2 separate regions of the Homo sapiens genome follow, and region 2 is linked to region 1. A link is an interaction called in ENCODE POLR2A ChIA-PET data of the cell type or tissue named here. Cell type or tissue: endothelial cell of umbilical vein. All regions are shown on one strand. Links, peaks and the distances in the headings refer to the core of each region. The heading gives the core; the rest is flanking DNA.

Region 1 (14,676 bases), core at 3,305-11,304:
CTACTTCCGGGTTAGCTCAACGCCCTCTTCTTTTCTCCCTCTGAACCACAGCTTGGCTCATCTACTTCCGGGTTAGCTCAACGCACTCTTCTCTTCTCCCTCTGAACCACGGCTTGGCTCATCTACTTCTGGGTTAATTTAGGCTTTCTCCACAGATAGTCTGAAAAGGGAACTATTGGCCTGTATCTCTTGCCTGAGCTTCCAGACCTGAGTCCTGGCAACCGTCTGTCCTGCTCCATCTTCAAACTCTGCGTGCTGGCACCTGGACTCACCATCCTCCCACACAGACCCATGGCTCTACTCTGGCACCAGTGCCAACCCTGCTCCCCAAAACCAGGAACCTGGCTTGAGCCTGTGCTCCTCTCTGCACACCTGCCAGGCCTCCAAACCTCTCAGTCCCAGCACACCATCCTTGTCCCCAAGGCCACAGGGAACTGACATGTGGCCTGGATTGCCAACACCACCAGCTTCTCACTGGGCTCCCCAACTCCAAACCGTTCCCCACACTGCAGCCCAGGATGGGTCTTCTACAGCGGGGACCTCCCCTGCCCACCCCATCCGGCTGTCAGCACCTGTCCACTGCCTCTCCTACCTGGATTTCAGCCCCACTCACTCCTCTAAACTTGCTGCCTTCTCCTGACTCAGGCTACTGGCATCCAATGCCTGGATTGTTGCAAAAGCTTCCCGCCTCCAGACCACCCCTCCTGACACCTCCAGCAGGAACATTCCAGAACTCACTTTCCATAAGTCTTTCCATGGCCTCCCACTGTCCACCACAAGCCACTCCAGCTAGACTGGCCCCGCCGGGTGCATGCTGTGCTCTCCAGGTACATAGCTTCAGCAGATTCCACTCCGCGTGGCTTCCTCTCACACACTCTAGTCTCAGCACTGTGAATGGCCACCTCGGCGCACCCTGCTCCCCAACAGGACACCTCCACAGTTTCCAAGAAGAGGGACCATGAGGGACCTGCTCACCGTGGCGCCCCAGGCCTAACACCTGACCCACGGGAAGCTCTCAACAGATAAACGGTACGACTGGTCCGTTTTCTCACTGCTATAATGAACTGCCCAAGACTGGGTAATTTATAAGAGGTTTAATTGACTCACAGTTCAGCATGGCTGGGGAGCCCTCAGGAAACTTACAAGCATGACAGGAGGGGAAGGGGAAGCAAGGCACCTTCTTCACAAGGTGGCAGGAAAGAGAAGTGCCGAGCAAAGGGGGAAGAGCCCCTTATAAATCTAACACATCTTGTGAGAATGCACTCACTATCACTGAGAACAGGATGGGGGAACCACCCCCATGATTCAATTATCTCCACCTCATCTCTCCTTGACACCTGGGGATTGTGAGTCAAGATGAGGTGTGGGTGTGGACACAAAGCCTATCCATATCACAAAGGGTGCTAGGGGGCGTCCATTTTCTTCTTACCAATCTACAATATTTAATTTTTTCATAATAAACATACATTTCATTTCATATTTAAAATGTTCCATATTTATTTATTTAGAGACAGGGTCTCACTATGTTGCCCAGGCAGGAGTGTAGTGGTGCAATCAAAGCTCACTGCAGCCTCGAACTCCTGGGCTCAAGCGATCCTCCTGCCTCAGCCTACTGAGTACCTGGGGCCACAGGTGCACACAGCATAGACTGCATGCATTACTGTTTAGCGTGGTGGCTCACGCCTGTAGTTCTAGCACTTTGGGAGGCAAGGCAGGTGGATTACTTAAGGTCAAGAGTTTGAGACCAGCCTGGCCAACATGGCAAAACCCCTCTCTACTAAAAATACAAAAAAGAAATTAGCTGGGCGTGGTGGTGGGCGCCTGTAATCCCAAGTACCTGGGAAGCTGTGGCAGGAGAACTGCTTGAACCAGGGAGGCGGAGATTGCAGTGAGCCAAGATCGTGCCATTGCACATCACCCTAGGTGACAGAGCGAGACTCCATCTCAAAAATAAATAGACTTCGAGCTGTCTGATGCATGTGGATCTTTAGATTTGAGACCCTCCTGCTGCCAGCCTCTCCCTCCTACCTGGACAACACCCCCTTCACAAGTTCCTGGTCTAAAAGGTGGTCTCCACTCCAGCCTCCCCCTTCAGCTGACCCTGTGGCTTCCTGTGAGCAAGCTGATCCCCAAACCTGCATCCCATCGCTCCTGCCAGCTCCACCCACCTCTGCCTCCCATCCTCATTGTACTGACCTGTCTCCAGATGCCCCAAAGCTGTCCCTGACACACGGACCATGCCCCTTCCTCTCTGTGTGCCAATTAGCTCCTTTGCTGGACACCAGGAAGCAGTACATGCCCATGTCAGTATTTCCCTTACGTTAATAAAAACCCAAACAAGAAAACTTCTCAATCCCACTTCCCATACTGGTGACTGTCCTTTGCTCTCCCTGGCAGTGAAACCCCCCGAAAGAGTCATGCAGCTTGCTGATGTGAGCTCACCCCCCATTCTCCTCTGTGAGCTCACCCCCCATTCTCCTCTGTGAGCTCACTCTCGGCAGCCGCTTATCTACTACTCAGCCAGGCTCATCAAAGCTCCCAACACCCCTGAGCTGCTGAAGGCAAAGCCTCCTCTCCTGACTCACCAGGGAGCTCCTTTCTTGCCTGCCTTCCAGGGCGCTATGCTCCTGCCCCTCCTCCCCAGCTCCTGCCTCCCAGTGCTCTCCACCTCATTCCCCCAAGGTGGGGTTCTCCTCAGCCATCCCCTCCAGGATGGACAACTCGGCCTCTCACCAGGCCTCAAGCACCACCCCAACACCATCTGTACCATGTGCCTCTCCCAAGCAATGCGCTCACCCCGGGTGGTGCCTCTGCACTAGCACATCGCCGACAGATCCCCAGCCTTCCAGCCTGGCCTGGACACCCTGGAGTCTGCCTGCCTCTTCTCTCGATCACACCACACACTCAACCCCCTCACTACTGCACAGCCATCTCTACTCTCTACCCTAGTCTCCTTTTCCAGCTCCGAGCCCAGCAGCCAGAGTGATCGTCTCACAGCCCCGGCACAGCCATCTCCCTTCAGCACCTTTCAGAAGCCCTCATCTCACTTCCAACCATAGATTCAGCTTCCAAGGGCCCCTCCCACCTCTACCCCAGCAGGCCACCCTGCTTATCACTCTCTGTGTGGGGAACAGGCTGCTGCCTCTGTCTGAACAATCTCCTCCAGACACCCCCAGAGCTGCTCTGCCAATTGACACCTTCTCTCCCCTCTCAGGACTCGACCCACCAGGGCACTCCAAGCTTCTCTACCCGTTCCGCTGGGGTGGCCCACCTCCCCTGCTGCAGCAGTCTCCCCGATGCAGGGAGCCCTTCTCCATTCTCCATGAACTCCAGGGCCTGGCAATTCACAGGTGTTCTCTAAACATGAGAGAATGGATGCCGTGAGAGCATCGCACAGTGAATCAGGTCAGTGCTACCAAGGGCTTGGCCACCCAAACACAACAGCTCTCGCTCCCCGCTCAGCTCTGAAGGGCCCAGGGCCAGCCTCCCATGCCCACAGCTGGGGGCCTGGGAGAGACATGGCATGGAAGTACAAAATCCCCAGTGGCCCTGGGCCAGCCCACCCGTGGGCTTATGCCCGTCAGACTATTTCCTCATGGCTGAAGGAGAAGAAAATAGAGATTTTAAAACACAGTAAGGCTGGAAGCGGTGGCTCACACCTTAATCCCAGCACTCTGGGAGGCCAAGGCGGGTGGATGACCTGAGGTCAGGAGTTTGAGACCAGCCTGGCCAACATGGCGAAACCCTGTCGCTACTAAAAATACAAAAAAATTAGCCAGGCATGGTGGCAGGTGCCTGTAATCCCAGCTACTTGGGAGGCTGAGGCAGGATTGCTTGAACCTGGGAGGCGGAGGTTGTAGTGAGCCGAGATTGGGCCACTGCATTCCAGCCTGGGCAACACAGCCAGACTCCAACGCAAAAAAAAAAAAAAAAAAAAAAAAAAAAGTTAATAAAATCACCATGTCACAAAAGAACTGAAAGCCAGCCCCTTGTCAAAGTGCCCAATTGTTACTTGTCCTCAAGAGGCTCCCTCAAACCCAATCAACCAATTCTCCCTGCCCCAGAGGAATAAGCCCTGTGGACGCCCAGACCCTTGGCATAGGTGCGAGCAGTGAGGAGACAACTGGCTCCAGCCAGAGGGGCAGCCAGTCCTCCACAGCACCAAGGCCACCTCTCCTCACTCCCCCACAACGATTACAGAAATCAGCCAGTGAAGGCAGTCCATGGGAAGAGAGTATACTCCCGGGGCGCCAGCCAGCAAGGTGGTAAAGGCACAGCTACAAAGCCAAGTCAGATTCCAGACACTAGAGCCACTGTCCCATGTCCAGAGGAGTGGGAATAAAAGGACTGGAGGCTGTGTGATCTCTGTGGCAGAAGGGTCGTAGCCTGCCACATCCTCACACATCACACAGACGCAGGAAAGAGCATCCCGAAAGCAGAGGCGCAGGAATAACTTAGACCTTCTGGGCAGAGCTAGTAGCCTCGCTATGCCCTGGATGGAGTCCCAGACCATCTCAAAATGTCTCTGGGACGTGCTGACAGCAGAGACATGCTTCCATGGTGGACCCACCACACCCTAGTGTCAGAGAGGGAACATGAGGAGGGCTCCTCTGTACCAAAGAACACCCGAGGGGCCCAGACACCACAGTGAATCACCAGAAAACATGGAGCATAGACAGAGCCAGTCGGAAGACTTACTTGGGGAACATTTCCAGAGAACTTATGATTCTAGGAGCCCAAGCTGAGGCCCAGCGGTTGTCCTGCAGGCTGCAGCAGCACAACCAGGAGGGCCGTGAGGTAAGCGAGCTGTGGCATGACGGGCATGAAAGGGCAAAGCTGAAGATGCCTGCACGTCACATCCGTACCAGGAGGTTTTCAGCTATGATGCCCGATGAGGGGCATGGACCCGAGTTTCACCTTCAGTGGGAAGCAGCTGAACACCTAAGCATCTAGCGGTGTTCTGTGTGTGTATGTATGTCTGCATGTTTTTGGAGGAGTCTTGTTCTGTCGCCCAGGCTGGAGTACAGTGGTACAATCATAGCTCACTGCAGCCGTGAACTCCTGGGCTAAAGAGATCCTTCTGACTCAGCCTCCTGAGTAGCTGGGACCACAGGCTCATGACACAGCACCCGACTAATTTTTTTTTGTTGTTGTAGAAATGAGGTCTTGCTATGTCACACAGACTGGCCTCGACTTCCTGAGCTCAAGCAATTCTCCCACCTTGGCCTTCCAAAGTGCTGGGATTACAAGTGTGAGCCACCACACCTAGTCTATTAGTATTCTTTTTAAAGGAAAAGACAGAAGACAGTCAAGCGCCTCCTGGCTGTACAACAGTCTACGAGTGTGAGTCTTGTCCCTGTGTGATGGGCAGGAGGTCCCAGCCTGCCCAAACAAAACCCCCACCAGCTGGGCTCTGGGGCTGCACATAAAGCTCCACAGCTGCAGGCTCTTGGGGCTGATGGGCAGTGAGCCACAGCCAGCCTCCCGATTCGAAGAAACACACAAAAACCCAAGGAGCCTCCCGGCCAGGGCCAGGCCTCCTCCCTGCGGCGCCGCCCCTGCGCACTCACAACTGAGCGCCCATGTGCGCCAGCACAGCAGCCACTGCCACGTGACGCAGAGTGTGTGTGACACACCCATGTGCATTCATGGCTGGAAAGTTATTTTAAACTCTTCTTCCTAATTATCAAGAGAGATGTTAGTGTGACTTTTCAGTGAGCGACTTGGAAATATCTATCAAAACTCGAAAAACCTTCCTCCCCAGCAATTCTATTTTGAAGATATACAAAGATGTCACAGGAGGATGTATAGGGTGTTAAATGTGGCACTTTCTGTAACAACCAGGAAGAACCAAAGGCCATCAACACAAGACCAATTAAATACATTCTGATTTGGCCATATAGTCAATAAATGCACTCATTTATTCTCCATAATTACAAGTCTTTGTTTTGAAGTTAAAAGAATAGAAAAGGAAACAAGAACTCTACCAGATGCAAAGAGTAGTTATCATTAAATATGTTTTCTTCATGTTTTTCTGCAGGGGACAAATGTTCCCTTTCACAAGAAAGGTGAAAGAGAAAAGCCCCACGTCCTGCCACCTGGCTGCCCCAGAGATGAGTGAGGCTGGCTGGCCCTAGTCCCTCGGGAAGCTCCTGGTCCTCACAGGACTATGTGTACACCCATATGCTTTCCTAAAAAACTACACGTGAACGATGACACAAATGTGCCTTCAAATCACTTCTCCAAGGCCAGCATCTGCACAGCTCCCCTCATCTGTCCACAAGGCTCTTCCTCGTTCTCTTACTGGCTGCATATGGGACAGGGCAAAGCTGTAGACTCTCCTCCCTCCTGAAGGACAGTCAGGAAGCTTCTACTCCCACCCCATGTGTGAGTGCATGTAAATGTATGTCCACATCCATGTGCAAATGCCTATACGTGTCTTCAAGAAAATAACAAAAAAAATTGGTATTATACTCTAGGTATAGATGCATTTTTAATTTTGCTTTCTAAGTTTTACCCCTTATCTTTAAATAATTTGCAAACACATACCTTTAGTAACCACATGCTATCCCAGAGTCCAGCTGTAACTTAATATGCCCTTGGGACAGGGCTTTTCAATTGTTTCCCATTTTTATTGCCAGAGACAACAACATGATAAACAGCAGCCTCAGACAAATATTGGTGCAGGTTTTGTTTACAAGGCATGTCACCTCCAACCGCAAAGTCCATGGGAGGACTAAAAGGATGACTTCAATGTTTGCTTTTACAGTTCTCTTTGCTCCAACTGATATTTTCCTGAAACATGAGAAATCTGTCTCAAATCCTACAGGGCTATAAACAATTCTGGGAAGTATTTCTAGCCTATTCTCGCTAACAGAGGGCAAATAAGCACTCTATGAAAACAACAGAATGATTAAGGAAATGTCACATATTTCATGACAAAAGGGAGCTCCATTCCTAAGTGCAAGAAACTTACAATAACGCATGGAAATAAAAAAGCCAATTTCCAATCTGAAAAGGGTATTTAAAAATAATCCTACAGCAAACTCACAGTTAATGATAAAATCCTAAAAGCACTTGCTTTACAATTAAAAGCAAGACAAAGGTGCCAGAGACTTCCACTGTCATGAGTGCTGTTTGGGAGATCCCAGGCAACACTGGGAAAAGCCCAGAGAATGAGAAGGGCTGATGATGGAAAGGATAATACGTGTAGGAAATGCGAAAGACTAAACTTATAAATAATAATACTGAGGAACAGATAGCAGTTGCTGGATACAAAAATTTACCTGTTTCAAACACCAACAGTTTAAAAATGTAATTTTAAGATAGTGCTATTTTGTAACAGGCTTAAAAAAAATTAAAGTACCTAGGAATAACCTAACAAATGATAGGTAAGACCTCCACAGAGAAAACTGAAAACCTTTCTAAGAGACATTAAAGAACATGGGAACGAGGCCCAGCACGGTGGCTCACGCCTATAATCCTAGCACTTTGGGAGGCCGAGGTGGGCAGATTGCCTGCTGAGCTCAGGAGTTCATGACCAGCCTGGGCAACATGGTGAAACCCTGTCTCTACTAAAATACAAAAAATCAGCCAGGCGTGGCAGCGTGCGCCTGTAGTCCTGGCTACTCGGGAGGCTGAGGCAGAAGAATTGCTTGAACCCGGGAGGCGGAGGTTGCAGTGATCTGAGATCGCACCACTACACTCCAGCCTGGGCGACAGAACGAGACTCTGTCGCCAAAAAAAAAAAAAAAAAAAAAAAAAGAGTATGGTATTAGTTCTGGTTTAGGAAAACTGGCCAATGGAATAGAACAGAGTCCAGTAACATCCATGATTCCTGGAGATGACCGACGACAGAGAAGCATCAAAGATTAAAAGGGAAACAAAAGTTTGCTTTTATTCCCAAAACTGTGCTCATATAGCTGATTATCCACATCGTTAAGAAATCAAGGCCGGGTGTGGTGGTTCACGCCTGTAATCCCAGCACTTAGGGAGGCCAAAGTGGGCAGATCACGAGGTCAGGAGTTTGAGACCATCCTGGCCAACATGGTGAAATCCAATCTCTACTAAAAATTTAAAAGTTAGCCAGGCGTGGTGGTGCACACCTGTAATCCCAGCTACTCGGGAGGCTGAGGCAGGAGAATCGCAGAACTCAGGTGGCAGAGGTTGCAGTGAGCCGAGATCAGGCCACTGCACTCCAGCCTGGGAGACAGAGGAAGACTCCATTTCTGGGGGGGGGGGGAAAGAAAGAAATCAGAGGCTGGGTGCAGTGGCTCACATCTGTAATCCCAGCATCTATAATCCCAGCACTGTGGGAGGCTGAGGCAGGCAGATTGCTTGAGCCTAGGAGTTCAAGACCAGCCTGGGCAACATGGTGAAATCCTGATTCTACTAAAAATACAAAAGAGTTAGGTGGGCATGGTAGTGTGCGCCTATAGTCCCAGCTACGCGGGAGGCTGAGGCAGGAGGATCACTTGAGCCCAGGAGGCAGAAGTTGCAACAAGCTGAGATCACGCCACTGCACTCCAGTCTGGGTGACAGAGCGAGATGCTGTTTCAAAAGAAAAATATAGGTCAGGCACAGTGTCTCATGCATGTAATCCCAGCACTCTGTGAGGCTGAGGTGGGTAGGTCACTTGAGATCAGGAGTTCGAGACCAGCCTGCCCAACGGGGTAGGAGGGAGGAAGGGGAGGCAGGGGCCTGAATCCAAACCAGATAAGAAGACCCCCAGCAAAGGGGACTGTGGCACTGAGATGGAAAGCCCCTTCCCTCCCCTCCTGCAGGAAGTGAGTGCTGGGAGATGAGGGTCTGGCAGAGACTCTGGAGACACAGGAATTTCAAACATGCAGCCATTCTCTCCCCTCAAGATGTTTGCAGCTGGGTGTGGTGTAATCCCAGCACTTTGGGTGGCCTCACGCCTATAATCCCAACACTTTGGGTAGCCAAGGTGGGCAAATCACTTGAGTCCAGGAGTTCAAGACCGGCCTGGCCAACATGGTAAAACACAGTCTCTACTAAAAACACAAAAAATTAGCCGGGCAGGTGGCACACATCTGTAGTCCCAACTACTCGGGAGGCTGAGGCACAAGAATCGCTTGAACTCAAGGGGCGGAGGCTGCAGTGGGCCGAGATCGCGCCACTGTACTCCAGCCTGGGTAACAGAGCAAAACTGTCTCAAAAAAAAAAAAAAAAGATGCTTGCAAAAGTTTTAAGGTACATGGGATACCTACATATTTAAGCTGTATGAGGCATGAGGAAAACAAGAAACTTCTGGACAGACTGTATCTCCCAGCCTTTCAGGGCCAATGAGACAAAGATTTAAGGAAGACTGTCACCTCACAAAGAGCTCTACCAGGCTCTCAGATGGCACCCCTAAGGGGTTACACTGTAGAAAAAGGGAAGGATCAACAATAGACGAAGTCTCATCAAAATGCAACTCGGCTCTGACCAGCTACTTGCCACCTGGATGGAGATGGACAGCTCACCACCACCACATTTCCCATGGAGGAAAGGAAAGCCCTCTCTGGAAGAAAACACCCTGCTGGAGTCTCTGGCTTGTGATACACAATGAGCAGCACACCACACACACTCAGCACGCCAGTAACAAGGACAGACAGACAGACGGTCCACGGAAAACACATTGCAGCTGCAGACCCACATATGCTAACCCATAATTAGAAAAAAAATCAATCAATTAAAACTGATGCAGAAATAAGCAGGTGATATGAGTTAGTATATAAGAACATTAAAAGTTAATATGGGTCGGGTGCAGTGGCTCACGCCTATAACCCCAACACTTTTGGAGGCTGAGGCGGGAGGACTGCTCGAGGCCAGGAGTTCAAGATCAACCTGGCCAACATAGTGACACCCTGTCTCTTTATTTTTTTATTTTTTATTTTTTTGAGACGGAGTCTTGCTCTGTCACCCAGGCTGGAGTGCAGTGGCACAATCTTGGCTCATTGCAAGCTCTGCCTCCCAGGTTTACACCATTCTCCTGCCTCAGCCTCCCGAGTAGCTGGAACTACAGGCGCCTGCCACCATGCCCGGCTAACTTTTTGTAGTTTTAGTAGAGACGGGGTTTCACCGTGTTAGCCAGGATGGTCTCGATCTCCTGACCTTGTGATCCGCCCGCCTCAGCCTCCGAAAGGGCTGGGATTACAGGCGTGAGCCACTGCGCCCAGCTGACACCCTGTCTCTTTAAAAAAAAAAAAAAAAAGGAAAAAAGAAACAAAGAAAAAAGTTGTTTTTTTTTTTTTTTTTGAGACAGAGTCTAGCTCTGTTCCCCAGGCTGGAGTGCAGTGGCACGATCTTAATGCAAGCTCCGCCTCCCAGGTTCACGCCATTCTCCTGCCTCAGCCTCCCGAGTAGCTGGGACTACAGGTGCCTGCTACCACGCCCGGCTTATTTTTTGTATTTTTTTTTTTTAGTAGAGACGGGGTTTCACCGTGTTAGCCAAGATGGTCTCAATCTCCTGACCTTGTGATCCGCCCATCTCGGCCTCCCAAAGTGCTGGGATTACAGGCATGAGCCGCCGCGCCCGGCCGAAAAAAGTTAATATAACTGTATCCCCTATGTTCAAAGAGTTAAGTAGAAACACAGGAAGCAATTAACAACTTAAACTTCTGGAATGAAAACTACAATGTCTGAGATGAACAATATGCTGGATGAGATTAACTGCAGATGAGACACTGTAGAAGTCCAGATCAACGAATGTGAAGACTAAAAGAAATTATCCAAAATGAAACACTGAAGAAGACTGAAATGAAATGAACAGAGTATCAGTAAACTGCGGGACAACTTCAGGCAGCCAAATACATGTGTAACTGGAGCCCCCAAAGGAGCGGGAAACACCAAAAAGAGAAAACATTGAGTAGCTGCAATTGGCAGGATTCTAAAAAAGGTCCCGAAACATCTCCCACGGTCTTCTCATCTCCACCCCTATCCTTGAGACAGGGTCTCGCTCTGTCACCCAGGCCTGTAGTGCAGTGGCACAATCATGGCTAACTGCAGCCTTGACCTCCCCAGACTCAGGTGATCCTCCTACCTCAGCCTCCTGAGTAGCTGGGACTACAGTTCATGCCACCACATCTACTTTTTGTAGAGACACAGTCTCGCTATGTTGCCCAGGCTGGTCTTGAAGTTCTGGACTCAAGCAATCCTCCTGCCTTGGCCTCCCAAAATGCTGGGATTACAGGCATGAGCCACCATGCCAAGGACCCATCTTCTCATCTTTAGAAACTGAGACTGTCTGTGTTGCAATGGTCGGATTTGGTGTTACTGATCTCAAAGCCAGTGCATGTAGCTCCACTTCTGGTGAGAAGCCCTACGCCATGGAAGCATGAGTAGCGAATATCCAGCCCCAGAAACGTGACAGAAGCCTTTAGTGACAAGCAGGGTTCAACCACAGCTGACAAACGGCTGCTATAGGCAGAATGCACCCAAATTAGAAAGGTCCAAGACAGGTTCACACCATTCTCCATGTACAGAGTTCTTTTTCTTACCATACTTTTACCTTATAAAACACATCAGGCACGTACTGCTCACTGCTAGACTCCTTGGCGTAGCCAAGCTCCGGGGCGTCCTTGCATGGCAGCAAACACTCATCACGGACCAGTGCCATACACTGATTGGACACCTGGTACCCTTCAAAGTGGACTTGGTTGTCAGGACCACCTGCAAGAGAGAGACCTTTAAAAAGAGTCTACCAAACGGCATTCAAAACCAGTCCATATCTGTTAACTCTTCACCTCTGATCAACAGAAAAAACAAACCCTCAAGAGTTTGTCGGGGGTAAGAGTTAAAAAATGTTCAGTAGTCGGCCGGGTGCGGTGGCTCATGCCTGTAATCCCAGCACTTTGGGAGGCTGAGACAGGCGGATCACGAGGTCAGGAGATCGAGACCATCCCGGATAACACGGTGAAACCCCGTCCCTACTAAAAATAAAAAAATTAGCTGGGTGCGGTGGCGGGCGCCTGTAGTCCCAGCTACTCAGGAGGCTGAGGCAGGAGAATGGCGTGAATGGCGTGAACCCGGGAGGTGGAGCTTGCAGTGAGCCGAGATTGTGCCGCTGCACTCCAGCCTGGGTGACAGACTCCATCTCAAAAAAAAAAAAAAAAATTCAGTAGTCAACGGATGGGTGGCCACAGCACAAGACCTAGCACAAGACCTAGCACAGTCAGGACACCCTGCAGCTCCGCACACACTTGGCTCCACAAACAGGTGCCACTAAGGACATGCTCTATGAGAATCTGGAAATCAAGACTGTTAAACTTTTGAAAAAAAGAAAAGAAAAGGCTCAGATTACGCCTGTAATCTGAGCACTCTGAGAGGGCAGGGCGGGAGGACTGCTTGAGCCCAGGAGTTTGAGACCAGTCTGGGCAACATAGTGAGACCCTATCTTTACAATAAATCAATCAATCAAAAAAAAAAAAAAAAGATTGTTAAACATTGTCTAGCATCTGCCCCTAAAACCAGGCTTAGTGTCATCAGCACTTGGGCTCCTGGTTCATAATAACACCAGGGGTGTAAACGGCAGATAGATCCCTAGGCTCACGGTAAGGATGGGAGGATAAATTCATCTGGAGGCAGAGAGATGGGGAAGCGGGTGGGAGAAGAGCAAGACGGAAACTATTTTTAATACAAATCCAGTCATGGTATTGTATACACAGCAGCCTCTGTCTTCCAGAAACCTACACGGCCGCCACACAGAGTTAATGCCACCAGGCGTCATCACACAGTGTGGAGGTGCAGGTGCCACTCCACGGCCGTGGGCAGACCTGGGAGCCCAGCTCCTCCATGGTTTCACCCTCCACACTGCCCACCCCATCCTTCTCTCCCAGTCTCCACTCCATCGAAGCCTCCAGAATGACTTCATGTGGGGACAGGAGAACTACAGATCATGGCTGAGAGGCGGCAGTGTGGTCCAGTTAGACCAGATCCCTGAAGTGAGCTGGGCAGATGATGCCATGGGGGCAGCCTGAGCCTTTGGAGGAGGCAGGCATGGGGGAGATGCCCACCGCTGCAGAAGTGTGCTTCCAGAACTGAAGTTATGTGCTGACTACAATCTCATTATTTTTTAGGTATTTATTTATTGTTTTAGAAGTAAGGTCTTACTATGTTACCCAGGCTGGTCTCTAACTCCTGGCCCCATGTGATCCTCCTGCCTCAGCTTCCCAAAGAGCTGGAATTACAGGTGTGAGCCACTGTGCCCAGCCCTCAACATTTGTTATAGTTTTGGATGAAAAAAAACCCTCAATACCTCTATTTCAGTTTCTTTGACAAAAAGAATCACTTATGATCAGAAAACAGAAACGTAGTGCACATGGCTGTCAAACATGCATCAGAAAGCAAACCTGACGGCCACACAATCAAAAAAGGTGAGGGAGGAGATAGAGCTGGCCGCCATGAAGCTCTCAACACACATAGGAGGCAAGTGATGGCTGGCTTCAAAACCCTGGGTCAAACTCGCTCCAAAGGCACAGTTCACCAGCATAGGATTTTCTCCCTGCCCCAAACTCAAATGCTCAGGAGGCAGCCAACCCTGCACAAATGACCACTAATATCTCAGCAAAGATACAGGCACCTCACTTGCCCATGTGCTTGGTGGCATAAATGACACTGAAAGAATGCAGGGCTCAGAGGGAGCAGAGGCAAAGGCTGGACAGAGCGCCGGGGAGCCACGGTGCAGACATCTGGTTAGGACACCATGAAAACCTGGACTGGGCTTGGCGCAGTGGTTCACGCCTGTAATTCCAGCACTTTGGGAGGCCGAGGCAGGCAGATCACCTGAGGTCAGGAGTTCAAGACCAGCCTGGAAAACATGGTGAAACCCTGTCTCTACTAAAAATATAAAAATTAACTGGGCATGGTGGCGTGCACCTGTAATCCCAGCTACTCAGGAGGCAGAGGCAGGAGAATCGCTTGACCCCAGGTAGCAGAGGCTGCGATGAGCTGAGATCATACCACTGCACTCCAGCCCGGGCAATGGAGCAAGACTCCATCTCTGGAGTAAAACAGAAAAAAAAAAAAAAAAAAAAAAAAACCTGCTCTGGTGTTTAGACTGGTCATTAACACGATAGGTCATTCAAGAAAGAAAAATCTAGCAGTTGAGAATAAGAGAAAAATGGAAAGCAGTTATTTATAAAACTGAAGGCTGTTTATAAACAGCAAAATTGGCCATATGGATAATCTTCAAGGGTAAATTCACTGAGATGAACTGCAAACTCCCCTTTCCACATGCAGCAGCAGGACATACATGTCCTGATGGGTTTGTGTAACCCTGCCGGAATGGCTGGCAGGACAAGTTAACTATCATTCCCTTCACAAATCAGTCAGTCAGGAAATCCCTACGTGGGAAGGATCACAGGGCCTACAAAGAGGCAGTGACAGCAAAACTTCAGCTGCTATTGAATCTGAATGCATTTCTGGTTTTTTAACCAGATCCCCAGCAAGTAATTTTAACAGCCCGTAAATGTAGAGTATGCTAGACTATGAGGACACAGATGCCCAGCCCAGTGTGTGGGGTAAGTTCTACACTGCACTGTCCTTCCACAGGGACCCTCAGGGTCACTCGAGCAAAGCGCACACTTCATTGGGGCTCTTATACTCTGAAGCCTCATGCCAGAGAATACCTGAGTACAACGAAAGGGGAAAGGGGAGGAAGGACAGATGCAGAGG
Region 2 (14,676 bases), core at 4,119-12,118, 420 kb before region 1:
TATAAAAACAGCAGCCAGCACTGGCGGGAGGGGAAGCCATGGAGGCGTTCGTCCATGGGGATGGGGGCAAAATGGCACCACCTCCTGGAAGCTCCCTGGACAGTGCCCCACAGTCACACACCAGCACCCCTGATCCCTGGGGCCGCTATACACACAGCGAAAACCTCAGGGCCCAAAGAGGACAAGGCCACAGGACCCTGCTTATGAGACAGACGTCCAGGCCAGGGGCCCAGAGACCGAGACAGATCGGTGGCTGCCAGGGCTGGGGGCAGGGGATGGGGAGTGATGCCCTCGGGCATGGGGCTTCTGTCAGGGGCAGGGATGCTCCACAGCTAGCCGTGCCATGGCTGCACTCTTGGGAATGCAGGAAAGCCCCAGCTGCTCATTTGACACAGGTGGGTCCTTGGTATGTGAGTTACCTCTCAGTAAAGGGGCCCTCACTCCAGCGTCCACGATAGCAGCCCACGGGACAGCCCACAACTGAGCATCATTCACAGAGAGCGAGCGAGATCCCCAACATGGGGCAGCTGGGAGGGCGCCGGCGGCCTGCGAGTGACCGGCCAGGTAGCAGTCCTGGGGGCAGTGGCGGGGACTCTCGGGGGCTGGGCGTGCTGCCGCGCGGGTAAATCCAATGCGGGGAAGCCCCGGACCCGCACCCCGGAGGTCAGAGCGCACTTGTGTGTGCCGTGGTCACTAGGAAGCCACACGCCTTTTTCGCAGGGGGTTCGAGGAAATTCCACGTGGGCCTCACAGCGGAGCCCAAACCCTAAGCAAGCCCCACCGGCTGCAGAATCCGCAGGACCAAGTACCAAGGGAACCCAAGGCCCCTTGTTCAGAGTCACTAAGAATTCCCAGAAGCAGAGCAGAAGGGAAGCCAGAGGGGCCCCACCGAGCACCAGGGCCTCGTCGGAGGATCCTCACACCGAGGACGGCATCCCCAGCTCCATCCCACAACGGCCTCAAGCCACAGCCTCAAACCGTGGCCTTGGCACAGAGGTGACTCGGCAGAGCCCTGGTCCCGGACCAGCTCCCCTGCCCCCCAGCCTGGCTCCCCCAGGCCAGCTGGCCAGGGCTACCCGATACCAGGGACAGGGAGGGGTCTTCCTGGGGACCCTGGCAGGTGGGTAGAGCCAGATTCCTGTCCCTCAGCAGCAGGGACCCCACACCCTCCCCGAGGGTGAGATGGGGATAGGCTGGCCACGCCCCGCCGTGAGAGGTGGCCTTGAGCAGCCCTGGCTCGGGGTAGCATCCTGCCCCTCACTCCCCCTGGGGCAGGTGGCCCCGGCTGCCCAGAATCGCCCACTGCAGAGGCCCTGCCTGCTCTGGCACGGCCACCTCCGCTGGCAGGGTCCCTGCAGGAGCAGGAGTCTCCTGGCCACGGCCCCCACCCCCAGGCTGGCAGTGGGAGCACAGCCCGCATCCTCCCAGAAACCCCCACGTACCAGGCTCTGGGTGTCGCTCCCGCGTGGCTCTGACCGTGGCTGTAACCCCAGAGTGACCCCCGGGAGGACCCCAGCCCGCCCCAGCCCCACCCAAGGCCGCAGCCCCCTGACCCCAGGCCCCGGTCCCTGCGGAGGGAGGCTGGAGACCCGGCGAGGACGCCGCCTCCCGTGACAGTTCTCAGAGGTGCCTGGGAACTGGCTCCGGCCCCGTCCGCTGCCCTCATTTCCTCTGCCGGCTTCCTCTGCGGGGGGGCGGGGAGGCCAAGGCCGCCGGTCCCGCGGGCGCTTGTTCCTCTGTGAAAGGCAGGGCAAGGCCCAGGGGGGCCCAGACGCCAAAGCCCTCCTGTCACTGTGGCCTGCGGAGGGGACGGGAGTCTCCCCACCACGGACACGGGCTCCTGGGCCCCTGGATCTGTGCCACCAGGGACAGGACCGCAGGCCGAGGCCCCACGGCAGGTGCTTTGCATCAGGCTCCCACCCAGGAGTGGTCGAGTGGGCCTCCCGTCAGCCTTGCCCTGGCGTGCACAGAGGGGTCAGGTGGCCCTCGAGAAAAGCCTACCCCGGAAGAACCCCGTGAGCTGGAGACAGGAGGCCGGTGACAGCAGAACAGCGTGGTCCCAGGCTCACCGCCGACACCACATCCGAGGAGACACCGAGGTGCTCCGTGGACCCTCTGCCTCCCCCGTGGACCGAGGAGGAGGCAGAGGATGCCACGCAGCTGTGGCCCCGGCCTGCTTCCTCCTCACACCCAGCCAAGCGCCCTGGAGGGTTCTGAGGCTGGGGGCTAGCACGTGGCCTCATTTTCTTCCAAGGATAACTCTTCTCAGGATGGAGTCAGAGGCTCCTGATGTCTCGAGGCAGCTGTGCTCACCCCTCAGACCCAAGGAGACCCCCAGATGTGTGTCCTGGGACCACGGGCTGCTGGCCCAGACGGCAAGGAATGGATGTGCTCACAGTTCTGGACAGTGGAGGAGGAAAGCACGGCATGGGCAGGGCCACTCCCTCGAGGCGCTGGCGGGATCCTTCCTGCCTCTCCGGCACAGCGGCCCCAGGTGCTCCTGGGCCTGCATCACTCCAGCCTCTGCACGTGGCCTCCTTCCCGCGTGCACGCCACTCCTCCTCTTTCTATCAGGCCCCAGTCATTGGATTCAGGGCCCACCCTACTCCGGTCCGACCTCATCTTAACTTGATTACAGCTGCAAAGACCCTAGTTCTAAATAAGGCCCCATTCTGAGGTACTGGGCGGGCATGGGTTTGGGGTGACATATTCCACTCAGCACATGCCTCCAGGGGGCACAGGCAGGAGCACAGTTCCCAGGCGGCCGGGGTGGTGGGTGAGTGCAGAGAGGACGTGAACAGTCACCAGCCCTGGAGCTGCCGTGACGGCCCCCGGGTTCTCTCAGGAACCTCCTGGAGCGTGGGTGCTGCCGGACCCCATTTCAGAGGTGAAACAGACACAGAGAAGTTATGAGACCTGTCCATGGTCACACAGCAGGGCCCGGCCCAGGACACCAGCCCACGCCAGAACTCTCCCGTGAGGCAGGGTCAGGGTTGGGAGCCGGGGAGGCAGAGGGCATGGCGGGGAGTCGATGCATCCCAAACATGCAGGGTGGCACAAGGCAGACCTTCCAGCATGTTCCACACAACACAACAGCTGCCAGCCCACCCCAGCCAGCTCTGGGGCACTCGGGCCCACAGGGTGGCCACTGCAGGGGCCGGTCCTCTGGGTCACTGCACCACCCCATGGAGGGAAGCGCACAGCCTGGCCTCCTGGAGAATGTGCCGGAATGAGAGAAATGTTCTCCCTGACCCATGCCTGGGAGTGTGGGGCCTCACACCCACCCCCTCCCCGAGTGCCGACACCCACACCCTCCCCGAGTGCCCGCACCCATGCTGGTAGGTGGGAGCCGGACCCGTGCCCAGGGCCCACGGCCTGCGTGTGACCGCTCCCCAAGGCCACTGTCCACACAGCCTTCCCATGGGACCCTCTCCAAGAACCCACCTCGGCCTGCACACCTGCAGCCTAAGGGTCTCGGTGGGAGACCTGAGACCTGAGAGGAAGTAGGGGGATGGGCCGAACTCATGGGCACAGCTTCCTCTGGGGCATCCTCTGAGACCCCGGGGGCGAGAGGAGGACAGGTAACTCCTCCCAGGGCAGGTGCTTGCTGCCTGAGCCTGAGTGGTCTGGGAGACTGAAGCAGCAGCTGCCTTCAAACAGACTCCACACCTGGTGCCCGGGCAGTGTCAGCTGTGGGGCACCTTCCAAGGGGAGGACTCCCGGGGACCACCCAGGCCCATGGCCTCCTGCTCAGCCCCTTGAGCCCCTGAGTCCAGCCCTGCCCCTGCCACTGAGGCCATGCCTGGCCCGGGGCTCGCTGCCTCCTCTGCCCTCTCCCCATCAATAGGCTCATCCTGAGGCCCAGCCTGCCCAGCCCTGTGCCAGGTGTCCGGTTCACATGAATGCTGATAGAGCGAGCACCGTGGCCAGGCACAGGCACTTCTCCCAGGAACCCCCCATGGCGCCTGGTTCAGGTCAGACACAGGGAGAGACCTTGGGCAGGAGACAGGGCGTGAGCTGAGGGACAGGGGAGAGGCGGGGGTTGGGGGGTGGCAAATCCAGGCTGCCACGTGTTCCGAGAACTTCCACAAACTCCAAGCCCTGCCCACTGGTCAACAGTGACACCTCTGCGTCAGGGATCAGCCATGGTAGGCACTGCCCAGGTACCCACCCTTGGCTCAGTGCACCACTGCTGTCCCTTCAGACCTGGCCATCACAGCCATTCCCACCTTACAGATGACAAAACAGGCATGGAGAGCCAGTCACAGAAGGGCCCCTCAGCAAACCAGAGGTGGCCCCAGGGCAAACCCCTGCTCCTAACTGTGCAGAGCATTTGACCCCCACCCTCAGGCTGAGCGCGCCTCTCCAGAAGCCGGAGCGAGGCGGTGTCCCCATGCCCACTTCCAGCCTAGGACAGCTCCAGGCCCCAGGGCTCAGGACGACTAGAAATCATGACGCCCTGAGGCCGCACCAGGGAAGGTGAAGGCTGGGGAGGGTGAGCAACAAGGCCAGCCCCCTCCCTTGGGGCACTCAGGTAGAAGGGGTGACCTCTGCTCGCTCAAGGCCATGCCACCCCCTTCCTGCCAGCCTGGACCCGGCCATCCTGCCCATGTGTCACCCCCATCACCCTGCTTTTCCTGGCCGCCATGCCCACACTAGTCTCCCCAGAGCAAGATTTCACATGTGCAGAACGGATCTCAGAGAGGCTGGGTGAGTAGTCCGAGGCCACACAGCACAGAGGCTGGAAGGCTGCAGCTGCCAAGAAATCCCCCAGCCACGCTCCCGAGTGTCAGGGAGATGGGGGAAGAGCTGGGCTCCAGAGGAGGCGGCTCTTCCTGGCACTCAAGCAGGCTCCTGGGCCGGGTGCCCCCTGCCCTGCCCGCATCTGCCTGGTGCGGAAGGTCAGGGGCCCAGGCAGCCCACAGTCTGTGCCCACAGCCTCCACTCTCAGGCCCTGCACTATCGGGCGTCTCTGCCCCCTGTACCACCACAACTGCCGTCACCTCTATGGAGACTGGCACCAGTTCCTGCGATGAACAAGGAGCCGGCCCGGCAGCGGGGCAGGGCCTGGCAACTGAGGTGAGACCCCCATGTCAGGTGCTAGCACTGCCCCAGATGCTGAGTGACACACAAGCCAACTGCCAGAGCCACAAGCGTGGGCCCCTCCCCTCTGGGTGCCCCCCCACAGACACAAGCAGCCTCAGAAGGAACCAGCTCGCTCCAATTCGGGGATGGCAAGGAGCCAGCCACATGCTGTAGGAAGCTTGGGCCCTGGGGGTCTCTGTCCCAGCACCACCACTCCAGCACAGACAGCCAAGTGCTCACCAAGCACTGAGCCCACCCGGGCCTGCCACAGGTACTGTCGGCCCATGTCATAGATGGGAAAACCGAGGTTCACAGAGGCAAGGCCAGGCAGAGGGACTGCAGCACAGGACAGCCAGGCTTGGAAGGCTGGGCTAAGTTTAGCGGGAGGGCAGGAGACCCCTCTCTCCTCCCTAACCCTCTCATGGGGGCTGGTGCAGAGCCTAGACCCAGCCCCTTAATCCGAAGGAGGGTCTCCTTCCTCACCAGCACCAGCACCTTGGGCAGCCCCTCCTGGTAGGTGGGCCCCAGAGCCCAGCAGGTGCCTGCAGCTCTGGCCCAGCATCTTGCAGAGGAGAGACGCCCCTTGCCTCCAACAACTTCTTTTCCTCTAAGTCATTAAACGGACACATTAGAATTATTCAGATCACAGCTGTTTACCCAGAGAAGGGCAGAGCCGGTGCTGCTCGAAGGCGGGGGAAAGGGCCTCTCATGGCCAAGGACAAGGCTGGGCCCCGAGGCAGGGTATGGGCCGAGGGTCCTCTCTGTTCTGGGGGCAGAAAGGACCAAGCACCGTGGGCCACGCCTGGCATGGAGATGTGATGAGGACCTGCCCCAAGCCTCCTCCACCCCCTGCCCTTGGGCCGGGGAGACATTACAGCTGTTGCCGTGGCTGTTGGGCTCTGAGCCTTCACCTGCCCACCCCACAGGGACTTCCGAGCCCCAGGGGTCACTACAGGAAGTCATTTCTGAGCAAGTGACACCCACAGCCCTAAGCCCAGCAGACAGACCTCCCACCAGCTCCCTTCCTCCAGGGAGCAAATGCCTTCAGACCGAGATCTGCCCCGGGGACCCCCGTGCCTCCCTGCCAGGCTGCGTGCACTGGGCCCTGCTCCAGGGAAGGAGACACAGGAGATCACGTCACATGCAAACAGGCTTTGTTTGGGCTGGCTCAGCCTGGTGCCAGAGCCCCAGTGACGTGTGGGTGGGACTTGGCCCTGGGGCCATGGATGGCACAGGGCAGGGGGATTATCTCCCACTCAGGCCAAGCAGGGGCCGGATCTGGAGAAGCAGAGGTTTTAGAAAGCCCACTGCTTCCTGGTGACAGATGGGGCTTCCAGCTGTCCCCAGCCCCCTCTGCCTATCCCAGCTGTCCACCACAGCCAGGAGGCCAGGCAGCCATGGGTAATCTCGCCCTGCCCGGTGCACTGGCCATACGGGGTAAGAGGCCTGGCCTCAGGTCCCCTGCAGCCAGCTTGACAGCGTCACCTCGGGCCCCCACTGTCAGGGGATCTGGGCACCCACCAAGGCCCCTCTCTTCTGAGCCTCTGCCCACTGGGCTCTGTAATGTGGACTGGCCCCTGCTCCCCCCACATCCCCCGCCGGCTGCTGGTGGCTGGGCAGGGCTCTGAGAATCGCTCCCAGCCTGGGAAGAAGCCTCCCACGCCAGGGCCCCGGACCCAGGAGAGGCCATGGAAAGCCTGAACCCCAGCTGGCTGACACCCCCCACACCCCCAAGGGCCCTTAGTCTGAGACCAACTCTCCTGGACACCAGGGGCCCACGCAGGCCCTCCGTGCCCCAGTTACCTGTGCCCTGGAGGCAGCCACGGAGTCACGACCACGCGGGGGACGCCAGCCCACAGGCGGAGGCCGGTTTGTGCTGGGGCCCAGGGCCTGCCCCTCCGAGATCTGGGGCCGCCAGGGGGTCCGGCTGCTTCTGCTGCTGGGCTCGGGGCGGGGAAAGGGTTAATTTCCATGCAAACCGGGAGCCGTGGGGCCCAGGGGCATCACGTCCGCAGCGGAGGGAGGCAGCGGCGCGCAGGCCGGGCCGCCAGGGACTCACCGGGGTCGAAGTGCGAGCTGAAGGCGAAGCTGGGGTTGAAGAAGGACGACGACATGGCCGGGCCAGCGGCCGGCGGGCATCCCGGGAGGGCGCTGCGCTCAGGACGCCCGCGGCCCCGGCCCGAGCCGCCGCATCACCCAGCGGCCGCCGCAGGTGCGGAGCGCGCCGGCCCCCGCGCCCCGCGCCCCCCGCCGCAGCCGCAGAGCCCGCACCGGTGGGGGCGGCGGCGACAGACGAGGCGCTCCGCCCGGCCCTGGCGCCGCGGGGCTCCGCTGGTGCAGTCCGAAAACGCGGGCGGGAGCGCGCGCGGAGCGGCGCGGGGGAGGGGGGGGCCCTCCGCGGCCGGGGTGGCATGGGGGGAGCACGGAGAGGGGGACACGGAGGGGGAGACAGAGGGGAGCACGGAGTGGGGGACACAGAAGGGGGCTTGGAGGGGGGACACGGAGGGGAGGCATGGAGGAGGGGGGACGGGGGGCCGTGCACGGAGCGGGGATGGCACGGAGTGGGGGGATGGTCCGGAGCGGGAAGCACGGCGGCCTGGGGCTGAGGGGGGCACGGAGGCTGGCGGGGGGGGGGGAAACGGAAGTCGTGAATGGTAAGTCGTGAGTGGGTACGGAGGGAACGCCGGGGTGGGGGAGGGGGTACTCCTAGGTGGAAAGGTTCAGGGAGACAGGTGGGGGAACCCGGGAGCACACCCAGGGCGGGTCTTGGTGCTCAGGGGCCCTCGCCTCACTTGCAGGTTTCGAGGCGGCTGGCAGCCGCCCCCCCACCCCATGCCCTTTGGGTGGCACCTGTGCTGGTGGAGTGGGGGTGGCTGGCTTTGCACACAGGCCTGCTCCTGTACCGTGCTGCGACAGCCATGAAGGAAGAACCTGGCTGAGTCTCCACCTGCCGTGGACTGTACCAGGTGCTTAGGGCAGCAGGTTGGCCTGGGCGCTGAGGGGCCATCCCTTCCCCTATGTTTCTCCCAGGATCCCCCATCCCCGCCCAAAGTGCCACCTTGCAGGGTTGGGGCGGGGCAGGGTCCCCCCAGCCTGCCCCCGTGGGAGTCGGGAGAGTTAAAGTTCAGTGGAAGCTGGTCCCAGTGGCTCATGCCTGTAATCCCAGCACTTTGGGAGGCCAGGGCAGGCGGGTGGCTTGTGCTCAGGGGTTCCAGACCAGCCTGGGCAACATAGCAAGACACTTTCTCTACAAAAATTAGAAAAATGAGCCAGGCATGGTGGCGCTCACCTGTAGTCTCAGCTACTTGGGAGGCTGAGGTGGGAGGATCACTTGAGCCTGGGAGTTAGAGGCCGCAGTGAGCCAAGATGGCACCACTGCACTCCAGCCCGGGTGACAACAAGATCTTGTCTCAAAAAAAGTGTCCTGGAGACTTGCAGTTGAGTTTGATGCACCCTCATCCACTCATTCATTCACTCACTCATTCATTCACTCACTCATTCATTCACTCACTCATTCTGGGACCAGATGGCTAAGCCCCTTGGCAAGGCCCAGTTGGGGTTGGGGGCTGTGGAGCAGGTGAGAGGCGCCCACTCCAACAGGGCTCTTAGGACTTTAGGGAGAGAAAGGAGCCTGTTCCCGGCAGAGGGACCTGCAGAGACCAGGACAGGATGCTTGGGCCACGGGGCAGATGGGCACCAGGACCCACCCTTCTTTTCCTAAGGGGGTCCCTCATGTAGGAAGTTTCCTCCTAACAGGCAAAGCAAGGGGCCTCCACCCTGTGCCCTCAGACCTTAGGGGTCCCTGGCTGTAGGAGACAAGACACCAACTGCACCTGGGGCAGAAGGAGACAGGGCACCCAGAGCCTTCTTCCTGGCCCTGATCATGTGGCCAGCCAAGGTTCTAAGGGGCGCTGCCGCCAGGCTGCCGTTGCAGGTAAAGAAGCCGCGTGGGTAGAGTGGCTGAAGGGGGCCTTGCCCGCAGGAGGCACTCAGAGGCCTTGGGCCACCTCGTTCAGTCTGTGTCTTCAGGGAGCCCAGAGGGCTGGGAGGATCAGTGCCCACCCAGTGGCAGGGATGGTTGGTGCCAGCAGGCTGTGATCCTGGAGTGCTCCAGTGTGAGGGACAGAGGGTATGGCATACCCTCATGAGTCTCCACTCTGGGTCCCCTGTCAGGGCCTCCCCTCCCCAGCTCAGGAGGGAGTGCCCTCCTCTGCCCAGCCTGGAAGGTGCCCTAGACACCTGGACCTAGGCAGGGGGAGGTGGCCAGTGGCCGTGGGTGGTTGCTGGTTGGCATGTTGGGGAGAGTTTCTGTCCAGAACTTCCATGCCCTCAGTGTCCCTGCCTTGATGACCAGGGCCAGAAACAGCTTGCTGTGACCAGGGGCTGGCTCCTCTCAGTTTTGCCTGTGAACACACACATGTACACTTGTGGCTGGGCCACAGCTCAGGGGCTTCAAGCTGTGGATCTTCTTGGGGCTCCAGGAAGGACAGGGGAGGAGCTGCCCCTGGGCTCCAAGCCAGCACTCCCACCCTACGTAACCAGAGCGACACCCCTTCTCCAGGAAGCACAGGGCCCTCTGAGATTTCGCTGGAACCAGGAGTTCAGATGCTTCCACTGACCGTGACCCTAGTGGGGCCCCCCAGGTGCTGGCTTTTGCCCACGCTGGGACAGGATCAGTGAGCACCTCTGGGTAAGAGGTCCCTGAAGACATAGCTGTCTGCTATCCCCCGGCCTGGGGGAAGGCATGATCTCCGCCCCTGGGACTCTCTAGAGCCCAGAAGGAGCTGACCGAGGAGCCCAGATTGGCTGGGAGAGTGTCGGTGCAGAAGCATTGCCCGTCGAAGAGGAAAAAGGCCAAGAACCCAGCAGGAAGCCCAGGTGTGGTGGAAAAGAGGGGGCAGGGGCAGGAGAGAGCCTGGGGGTCTGGGGATTAGAGACCAGAGTGAGGAACGCACCTCAGGAGCAAAGTTTAGGGGGCACCCAAAAACTCAGCAGTTATGCCCATCCACAGATAAACCATCAACAGGATGTGATCTGTCCATACGATGCAATGGTATTGGTCCATACACAGGACCAAAGCTCTGACCACACTATAACATGCATGACACATGCTACCACATGGATGACACATGAAAATATGCTCAGTGAAAGACACAGAAGGCCACAGAGTGTGTGATTCCACTTGTATGAAATGTCTGGAACAGACAAATCCACGGGACAGAGCACAGGTGGAGGGCCAGAGCCGGGAGAGGGGCAAGTGGGGGCAGTGCAGAAGGGGCACAGGGCGTCTTCCTGGGGGGAGGAAACTTCCCTGAATTAGCTAGAGGTGATGGCTGCCCACCCTGGTGAAGATGCTAAAACACTAAGCTGTACCCTTTAAAGTGGTGAACTTCATGGCATGTGACTTATATCTCAATAAAATTGTTAAAAACAGTAATCGGCCGGGCGCAGTGGCTCACGCCTGTAATCCCAGCACTTTGGGAGGCCAAGGGGGGCGGACCGCGAGGTCAGGAGTTCGAGACCAGCCTGGCCAACATGGTGAAGCCCCGTATCTACTAAAAATACAAAAATTAACCAGACATGGTGGCAGGCGCCTGTAATCCCAGCTACTAGGGAAGCTGAGGCAGGAGAATTGCTTGAAACCAGAAGGCGGAACTTGCAGTGAGCCGAGATGGCGCCACTGCACATATGTCTGTGCATATGTGTAGATGTGTGTGTGTGGGCGGGGTCGCCCCCTCCAGATGCTCCAGGGGAGGGTCCTTCCTGCCTCTTCCGGCTACTGGTGGCCCTAGGCCTTCCTGGGCCTGTGGCTGCGCAGCCCCAACCTCTGCCTGCATCGTCACATAGTCGTGTGCGTGTGTGTGTACGTGTCTATGTGTGTGTATGCATGTGTGTCTGTGCATATGTGTAGATGTGTGTGTCTTGGTATGTATATGTGTGTCTGTGTGTGTCTGTCTTGGTAGGTATATGTGTGTGTGCATGTTCAGTTGCGTGTGTTGGTGTGTGCATATGTGCATAGAGGTAGGTGTGTATCGGTTTGTGTGTGCATGTGTGTCTGCATATGTGTAGGCACGTGTGTCGGTGTTGGTATGTGTACATGTGTGTGCATGTGTGTGTGTTGGTGTGTCTGCATGTGTATGTGCATATGTGTAGGTGTGTTGGCATGTGTGTGCATGTGTGTTGGTGTGTATGTGTGTGCATATGTGTAGGTGTGTGTTGGTTTGTGTGTCTGCATATGTGTAGGCATGTGTGTGTTGGTGTGGATGTGTGTGCATATGTGGTGTGTGTGCATGTGTAGGTGTGTGTGCATGTGTCTTTGCATATGTGTAGGTGTGTTGGTATGTGTGCATGTATGTGTACACAGGTGTGTGTGCATGTCTGTGCATATCCATAGGTGTGTCTGTGTGTGTTGGTATATGTGTGTCTGTGTTGGTATGTAGGGGTGTGTGCATGTGTGTGCATATGTGTAGGTGCGTGTGTGTCTGTGCGTGTGTGTGTGTCCGTCCTCTCCTCTCGTTATCAGGCCCCAGTCATTGCATTAGGACCCCCTGCTCCAGTCTGGCCTCCTCTTGATCACAGCTGCAAGGACCCTACTTCCAACTGAGGTCCCAATTCACAGGTATCAGGGTCAGGACTTGAACATATTTTGGGGGGACACAATTCAACCCCCGATGGGAGTGCAGGGCATGGGAGGGAGGAGGGAGGCAAAGTGGGGAACATGCAGCTGTCAGGACAAGGTCAGCACCTTCCCAAATTCTTCCTGCAGATGTCTGAATCCCAATTAGCCAGTTATAATAGCGTTTCTGCAAGTGTAGCTGCCGGGACTCAGCACCCAAATCTGCCTGCTGGGCACCACAGTAGGCACTGCAGAGCCCCAAGGATGCCCCTGCCTGGCTGGGCCTCACCCTGCAGTGGGCACCCCCCCATTCTGCCACATGCCCCTCCACCATCTTGGCCCTCTTAGAGGCATCTCTAGGGTGCTTGGGCCCCTCCAGCCCCAGCCCCAGCCCTGTACCCACAGGCACCCAGGAGGTAACAGAGCTGGGTGCTCTTCCAGGCTGAGGCAGCAGGGCCCTCAGGCAGGAGGGGCAGCTGGTGCCTCTTAGCCTCCAGCCCTGGCCTCCCCCTTGCCCCGCAGTTGTTTCAGGCAGGAAGGTGGGCAGTGCCAACCCTGCGGGGGTCAGTGAGACCTGAACCTCCCCAAGGGGGCAGTGCCTGTCTAGTGCGGGGACAAGGGGCATAATACTGTCATCCAGAGCTATGAAGTGGTCCTTGTGGCCCTTCCAGGCCGGCGTAGCCCATAGTCGGGGCCAGTGACCTGGGGGCAGGGCTGGAGGCCAGGAGGGGCGGCTCTGAACAGAAATGAAGCCGAAAGGGCCGCCCAGGGGACAGGCCATCTGTCAGCTCAGGGCAGGTGCTGGTTCCGGGAGCTTTGGAGAACACTGCATCTGCCAGCCCGCCCTCCAGCCCAGAGATCCCACGCCAGGCTCCCCAGGCCTTGTGGCCCAGGCGGGCCAGGGGCAGGTCCCCAGCCTGAGCTGCTCACACTGCAGATGCTTCCAGACGCTGGTTTCTTTGGGTCTCGTTTTATTAAAAGCATGATTTCCCACTCCACATATTTCCTTTTTTTTGAGATGGAGTCTCACTCTGTTACCTAGGCTGGAGTGCAGTGACGCCATCTCGGCTCACTGCAAGCTCCGCCTCCTGGGTTAACGCCATTCTCCTGCCTCAGCCTCCCAAGTAGCTGGGACTACAGGCGCCCACCACCACACCCGGCTAATTTTTTTGTAGTTTTAGTAGAGACGGGGTTTCACTGTGTTAGCCAGGATGGTCTCGATCTCCTGACCTCGTGATCCGCCCACCTCAGCCTCCCAAAGTGCTGGGATTACAGGCGTGAGCCACCGTGCCCGGCCACATATTTCCTTTTTTATTGAAAAAATTCACATAACATAAAATGAATCGGCTTGAAGTGAACAATTCAGTAGCATTTGTATTCACAACATTGCGCCCCCATCTGGGTCCAGAACATTCTCACCATCCCCAGAGGAAACCCCAGGCCCCTCAGACAGCACCTGCCCGTTCCCTTCTCCTGAGCCCCCACCACTCTGTGTTCAGTCCCCATGGACCGGCCCATTCTGGACATTTCATAAAAATGGAATCACATGGTATGTGGGGGCGTCTGCCACGCTTCCCTCAGTGGGATGTTCCTCCCAAGGTTCCTCCTCACTCTGGCCTGCTGGTGCCACATGCCTTTCTACAGCTGAGTTACGTTCCATTGTGTGGACGGACTGCAGTGTGTTTATCCGGCCACACCCTGAGGTCAGGGCTGCTTGCTGGAGACAGACTGCAATGTTATTAGTGTTAGGTGTGGGGTGGGAGCACCCGGGACAACCCCACACAGTGGGAAAGCTTTAGGGTGAACCCCACACAGAAGAATATGGCAGGACCATGGACTCTTCCACCTTCTGACCCGCTCATTCCACTAACGTGAACATGGCCAAGGAAAGGGAGGGGCTTCTTGGACAAAAACACTCACTGCAACATTATATCTAATGACAAAAGAACCCTGAAGCTTCTCCTGGTCCAGCAGCAGACGGCCAGTCAAGAAGGTTGCTGGGGCCAGGCGTGGCAGCTCATGCCTGTAATCCCGGCACTTTGGGAGGCCGAGGCAGGAGGATCACTTGGGGTCAGGAGTTCAAGACCAGCCTGGCCTATATGGTGAAAATACAAAAATTAGCCGGCGTGGTGGTGGGCACCTGTAATCCCAGCTACCTGGGAGGCTGAGGCAGGAGAATCGCTTGAACCCAGCCGGGAGGTGGAGGTTGCAGTGAGCCGAGACCGCGACACTGCACTCCAGCCTGGGCGACAGAGCGAGACTCTGTCTCAAAACAAAACAAAACAAAACAAAAAGTTGCTGGACCGTCCTCAGCTCCCAGGCACAACACGGAGTCATCTCCCATCGTAACTGCAGAGTTGTGGAGACGTGGTAAGATGTGACACCGAGAAAGCGGATACTGCAGTCATCTCAGCTCTGTGTAAGAACCAGAGGGGCAGAAACCCGCACGAAGGAAAACCTGTGGTTTCAGGTGGAGAAGCGGCGGCGTGAGGCCTTCTTCACTGTCGTTATTGGGGTATCAGGAAACAAATGCACAGTGAAGCGTCTCCTTCCAGACAGCCCGTGGCCAGGGGAGCTCCTCGGTGATGTGTACCTGTTCTGGTCTCACCCTGGTGACAGCCCTACAAAGGCCCTACCCTATGAGAGATGCCGGCGAGGGGAGAGGTGCTCGCAGAAGCCACCTGCCTCATAGAGATCCCTTCTCCTTCCAGGGCCCTTATTTTAGGAGCTTCATGAGCCGGGCCCTGGCATGGTTCCCTGGCCCCTGCAGTGACCCATGGACAGACAGCTGCTCAGGCCTGGCCACTGGAGGAAGCCAGGTTGTCTGGTGTCTTCTGCTGGCTTCTCAAACACCCTGGCCAACCTGCATGTCCTGGGAGACGCTGCCAGGCCCAGTGGGCCACCTCCATGGACCCTCGCATTCTCCCCTACAGCCCCCATGAAGCAGCAGGTGGGGTGGGAGCTCATGCTACACA

The links. ChIA-PET counts read pairs that join two places held together with the same protein. Peaks named below come from ENCODE experiments on the same cell type or tissue, not always from the same donor. Only the 100,000 strongest peaks of a DNase experiment are listed, where the experiment ranks them.
Region 2: POLR2A ChIA-PET joins it to region 1 with 5 read pairs; 2 of 35 experiments call an interaction of 5 or more read pairs at or near these places.

Annotation. Positions count from the first base shown.
Region 1 is chr17:81,577,432-81,592,107 of GRCh38, forward strand. It overlaps NPLOC4 (NPL4 homolog, ubiquitin recognition factor), which reads right to left. Exons shown (of 17, transcript NM_017921.4): 12 at 11,513-11,673. Among named protein-coding and RNA genes, the nearest start is that of FAAP100, 32 kb to the left of the region's middle. In endothelial cell of umbilical vein, for the core only: no CTCF peak of the experiment used is centred there; a DNase peak (open chromatin) is centred at 6,800; H3K27ac peaks cover 265 bases.
Region 2 is chr17:81,158,794-81,173,469 of GRCh38, forward strand. It overlaps AATK (apoptosis associated tyrosine kinase), which reads right to left and starts at 7,428. Exons shown (of 14, transcript NM_001080395.3): 1 at 7,145-7,428. The coding sequence starts at 7,199. PVALEF (parvalbumin like EF-hand containing) reads left to right here and starts at 6,714. Exons shown (of 7, transcript NM_001354639.2): 1 at 6,714-6,954; 2 at 7,884-8,051. RefSeq lists enhancers at 5,482-6,225, 6,226-6,969. In endothelial cell of umbilical vein, for the core only: no CTCF peak of the experiment used is centred there; no DNase peak of the experiment used is centred there; H3K27me3 peaks cover 529 bases.